2 separate regions of the Homo sapiens genome follow, and region 2 is linked to region 1. Evidence: chromatin contacts called from ENCODE Hi-C or POLR2A ChIA-PET data. All regions are on one chromosome and are shown on one strand. Each heading gives the region's core, a stretch centred on a gene start or an enhancer-like site at or near the end of the contact. The rest is flanking DNA. Distances are from core to core; before and after follow the strand shown. Region 1 has its middle 46 kb from the start of DIO2-AS1. Region 2 holds the start of DIO2 (iodothyronine deiodinase 2).

Region 1 (2,700 bases), core at 49-2,548:
AAAACCCTAAAGATAATCAGTCATCAGTTGAGGTTAGGGCTGTGTCTTTGTATTTATTTAATGCCAGAGGTGATTTTGACATGCAGCTAATTTGGAAAACCACTATCATAGGATGTAAGAATAAATGTGAATCTTCTCTTAGCAATAACCATATATTTCCCATAGTTTCTCAAGTTAAACTTATAATTTAAATAATTAAAACATTGCTTTATAAGAACCCAGTGGAAGACATCCAAAATATCTATGAGAATTGTTTCCAGAAGATAGATGGTAGGCACTATGAATGTAGGGCTGTTGCTGGCTGAACTGAGCTGTGCAGGCTTCATAGGGCAATATTATTTGACCTTGCCCTGGTAAGTGGATACAATTGGATAAGAGCATAGGACAGACCACTTCAGACATGTGGAAGCAGCAAAAACAGTCACAGTTGGGAAAGCAGCAGGCAGAGACAAGGGATAAGAAGCAGGCCAGCATAGCTAGAGCAGAAACAATGAAGGAAAAATCCAGAGCAGCATAACAAAATTCTAAACTGTGCACTGTGAGCTCAAAGTGCTATGGAAATTCCAAAAAGAGAGTCATTTGGTTAGAACAGCCAAGAAGACTTCATGAAGAAAGCAGAACTTGAGCTGGGTCATGAAGGACAGTGGGATTCTGTTAACCAGAGAGGAAAGGGGAAAAAATTATTTTTATTTTGATGTTTCTAAAATCCAGCTGACAAAATAAAACACTACCTGGCTGAAATATTCTATTTTTTGTGTAGATGTACCAAGGTCTTATGTGTACAGTTTGATTATTGTAAAATTTTATAATTTTATTATCCAATTTGTTTAAATGTCTATTTACCACATAGTGCTTGAGTAAGCTTTTAGTGAATAATTTTTAATATAAGATAATATTTTAAAAAACTAAATCAAGAAAAAATACAAATAAAAACAAGCATTAAGGAAACAGAGGAATATAAATATATAAGCATGTAAGCATGGATATATAACATAATTAGTTTATGTTAGCCATAATTTTTCTCAGAGTGTCCTGGAAATTCAACCAAAAACAGAAACTCAATGAGTTACACAATTCTCAGTATCTCTAAGAAGAAATTATACTAATTTTTCATGGGAAGAAAAATTTAGTCTGCACCTAGCGGTAGAAGAAATGTATCAACTGCGTTTAAATATTGAACCCTGTCGTCACCAATGGATTTTTTTATGTTTTCTTTATTGCAACCACAGAAGATAAACAAATCACAGAAGCTGCCCAATCGGTAGACCCATCGCAGTCTCTTTGGTGTACTTCATGACACATGAATCGCTCACCCACAGAGAGCCAAAGCAAACTTGATTTTCAATATTTTCCCTGCTGCTAGTCCTAAAACCCTGGAGGAACCAGGATCATCAGAAAGGAATGTTTCTGATGTGTCTATACAGAGATGGTTCAGCTGCTTTGATTTAATTAACAACCAGTCGATTCAATCAATTAACAATTTCATTCCATGAAAAACATTCCACCAAAATTTAGTAATATGAAAATGAAGTAACTCACTAATATCCCAGATTTTTATCTATTCATATGGCTATGTAGACCATGCAGAGAAACAGCTTTTTTTCTTTTCCTATTTTTTTTAGTTCAGATCTGAATATTCTTGAGGAGTGACTAATTATCTCATGATAATGATAAACATCTGCTCCATGCTTTCAGAACTTCACAAGTATAACCATCCTGTGAGATTGTGTTTTCACCTGTGAAACAGGAGGTTCAATGACTCGAAAAAGTCTAAGATGTAGTTATTAATAGACGAGGAGGAGGTATGGTGTTATACAAAGAGCTTTGGAGTCATATTAAACAACAGTTTATTTTCCAAATCCTGCATTTACTGGTAGGGTGGCTTGATATCATCTGCCTAGTTCCAAATTGTAAACTCTATACTCTCAATATTGGTTTCCACCTTTGGCCCTTCAGATTTAGCTTTTATTTTCATTCTCACTTGAAATTTGGTCCTTGGCTCTATTCTTACTATTTTTGACTGTGCCAGCTCCCCTGGCCTCATTATCTTCTTGTTGTCTTGAATCACAACACCCGTACAACTATCTAACTCCAGCAAAACAGAACTCAACCCTTAGGCTGGTCCCTTAGCTAGAGCAGCCCAAACTACTGGCAAGGCATCCATGCACAACACAGGCAACTCCCACAAGCAGTAAACACTAGCACAGGACTCATACCAAATGGCGGGGCACAGGGGAAGACTGGGACAAAAAAGAAAAAAAAGAGGACCAGCTGGGCATGGTAGTTCACGCCTGTAATCCCAGCACTTTGGGAGGCTGAGGCGGGTGGATTGCCAGGTCAGGAGTTCAAGACCAGCCCGGCCAAGGTGGTGAAACCCCATCACAACTAATAATACAAAAATTAGCTGGGTGTGGTGGGGGGCTCCTGTAATCCTAGCTACTCGGACGGCTGAGGCAAAGAATTGCTTGAACCCAGAAGGCGGAGGTTGCAGTGAGCTAAGATTGCACCACTGCACTCCAGCCTGGGTGACAGAGCGAGACTCCATCTCAAAAAAAAAAAAAAAAAAAAAGACCAAAACACAAATAACACAAATATATAATATACATTGATACATGCCCAAAACAACACAAGTCCCTTACCCTGGAGGAAAAAAAAAAAATGTGTTTACATGGATTTAAAGTGAGAGTCTGTAAGCAAAAT
Region 2 (2,700 bases), core at 139-2,638, 46 kb after region 1:
AAGGTCCCACAACACTTTTAGGGAAACCAAGATTGTCTATTTTGATAACTACTTTTGCCAAAATAGTTCATTCTTCTCAAGCCTGGTTGAGGGGGTGGAGGGGACCTTTAGAAGTCATATGGGCATAGCAGGTGGGGGAAAACTGACAAAAGACCAGGGCGAAAATCATCCTCTGTGCCCCTGAAGATCTTAGTTGAAAATGCTCTACTAACATCTCTCACCAGCAAAAAGCCTGGAACACAGTATTTTTCACTTAGAAACTAAGATCACTACCTCTGATTTTGAGAGAGCAGCCCCTGGGCACTACCTGAGCAGGTAAGGGAGACCACTGCTCTAATGCTCATAACAGCTCTGAGATTTAATGAATCACAGACCCATCATCTCTTTCTAGGGCAACGTATTTTATTTTTGAGAAACAAAGTAAAGGAGGCTTCCCTTACAAATGCTGGATTTCTGACAGCTAGTTTTCAGACTTTTCTTTCGCAAGTTGATATCTAGTAACTCAGGATCACTGCCTGAAAATCGCTTCCAAAGGGTTCAAATTTGAATCAATGTAGAGGAGGTGGCACACAGCTGCTTGCTTTCATTAACTCTTACCTCTACCAGAAACCAAGCAGCTATGATGCCCAATCACAATTTCTATGACCACTTTCTTATCTTGTCAACTCTCTGAGAGTTCTGAGTAGCATTTCTCATTTCTTGCTTTTCAGTACCCACCCCTCGAACATACTTCCTCAGTGTACCTCAGCCTCCCATCAAGCAAAAAATCAAAATTCCAGTTTATGGCAAGAGCAGAATAAATGCAGCAGTCTCCTCTTCTCCATCATTTTCTGACTTTTCCCAAGTTATCGTACCAGCACAATGCCTTCTACTCCCAAATCACAGCAAGATATTAATAACCCTTAGTAGAAAGATTCCTTATTAGGTCACACAGAGTCATTATGGCTTAATAGCTGTCACCCTCCCAAGCTAACCTGTGCAACAGGTGTGGAAAGTAAACTTAGAGGCTCACTTGGCAACCCCACAAATAGGGCTTCACAGCTCTCCCCCCAATGCTCCCAATGGCCTCTGGTCCCCAGCATATGAGCCCCTGCCCCTGTAGACCTAGGGAGAAGCCCTTCTCAGCTCAGCTCACCTGTTTGTAGGCATCGAGGAGGAAGCTCTTCCAGACGCAGCGCAGTCCCTCTGAGGTCAGCATGCGCCGCCACTCTCCGCGAGTGGACTTGGAGCGGCTCAACAGCAGCACCACGTGCTTGAGCAGAATGACCGAGTCATAGAGAGCCAGGAAGAGGCAGTTGGAGAAAAAAACTGGCAGAATTTGCAGTGTGATCAGCAAGTCTACGCTGAGGATGCCCATCTTCTCTGCCTCCTGAGTCAGTTCCCTTGTGCGCTCTGGTTCCCCTTCACCCTCTTATTTAAAAGGGGGGTGGTGATAAAGGGGGTGGGGGAGGTAAGGGGGAAGGTTGGGGGTTGGGGGAGAAGGGGAAAAAAAACTAAATTAAAAGGAAGCCCAAGTTGTCTCCTCTTTCAAAGAAGCAGAAATGGCAAGACTAAGTCCAGTCTCTCCAGCCCAGCAGTTGGAGTGTGCCCATCAATTCATTCAATTCGGAGCTGCTGCCTTTTTTTTTTTTTTTTTTTTTTTTTCAGGATTTAAGATGTTAAAAAAAAAAAAAAAAAAAAAAAAAAAAAGCTGGCGTACTCGTCCCTAATCCAGTTACCTCTGTCAGAGTCCGTTAAAGACAGGCAGTTCTACTTTCATTTCCAAGCACCTATGAGACTGTGGCAGAGATTTTAAAATTTTCTTTAGCCTTTCATTGTCTCTATGCTCTTTAAACGTAGCCTGTTTCTTTCTTGAATTGCCAGAGTTTTTTTTTTTTTTAAATGTGCTTTAAGGGTAGTTTTTTTTTTTTCTTTCTTTACTCCGTTTTACACACACTTTCTGTGCTTCTCTTTCTCCCAGTCTCACTCTCTCCCTTCCCCAGGAGCGACTGACTCCTCTTTTTTCTCACTCTCTGTCTTTCCCTTCTTGCTATCTGTCTGTGGTGCAAAGTGCCTCTCTCTGCAGCCCAGTGAGTCTCCCTGACGCCTTTTATACATTCCCTGGCTAATTGCTGCAATAGAGAAGTGAAAGCCTAATCTTGGTAAAGATCTTGACGTCATTGAGAAAGAGGGCTTTACTTTGGCCAGGATTGCAGTGAATAGAAAAGCAAAACTCGACAACTTTTTTTTTTTAGAAGGGGTTGGGGAGAGACAGTGGAATTTTGCTTTGTGATTTAAAGAGAGAAAAAAACTAATACCCTTGACAGCCTTCAGGAAATGCTTCCAAACTTTGGGAAAAGTAATTTAATATAATGTGCAGATTGATATGGCCAACACTCTCTCTTCTGATTATCATTATCATTAATTTATGAGGGGTTTTGGAAAGAAAGGATCCTGGAAGGCAGGTAGAAAAAAGGAAGAGTTATCACAGGCGGTCTTTGCTCTGTTTCTTGGAAAATATGAACATTTATATACAATCTTTATACCTTTATACCATGACTCCAACCCTTTGTAAGATCTGTGACCTAGGTCCTTTAAATTTTTTTGAGTCATTATCTTATTTAAGAAAATGCAAAATGAGTTGTAGGTGGAAAACTTGTAAACTATTTGAGTACCATCCCAGCATTTCTTTAAAGCTTCTTGCAGAAACTTGAATACAGG

What was found. Hi-C counts contacts between places; a loop is a spot of excess contacts on that map. ChIA-PET counts read pairs that join two places held with the same protein, here RNA polymerase II (POLR2A).
Region 2: a loop to region 1 is called in a map of cardiac septum, with 2.0 times the contacts of the local background. The contact joins the promoter of DIO2 here to the enhancer-like site in region 1. A Hi-C loop is called at or near these places in 1 of 168 maps with a recorded cell type or tissue (cardiac septum) and 1 of 37 single-sample maps with no recorded cell type. POLR2A ChIA-PET finds 5 or more read pairs at or near these places in 2 of 52 experiments (AG04450 and Panc1).

Annotation. Positions count from the first base shown.
Region 1 is chr14:80,163,858-80,166,557 of GRCh38, forward strand. No RefSeq gene overlaps it. Among named protein-coding and RNA genes, the nearest start is that of DIO2-AS1, 46 kb to the right of the region's middle. Within about 2 kb of position 1,299, at least 2 of the 41 ENCODE cell types and tissues checked have a DNase peak (open chromatin) inside an H3K27ac peak, as active enhancers do.
Region 2 is chr14:80,210,116-80,212,815 of GRCh38, forward strand. DIO2 (iodothyronine deiodinase 2) reads right to left here and starts at 1,389. Exons shown (of 2, transcript NM_013989.5): 1 at 1,136-1,389. The coding sequence starts at 1,357. It overlaps DIO2-AS1 (DIO2 antisense RNA 1), which reads left to right and starts at 1,304. Exons shown (of 9, transcript NR_038355.1): 1 at 1,304-1,373.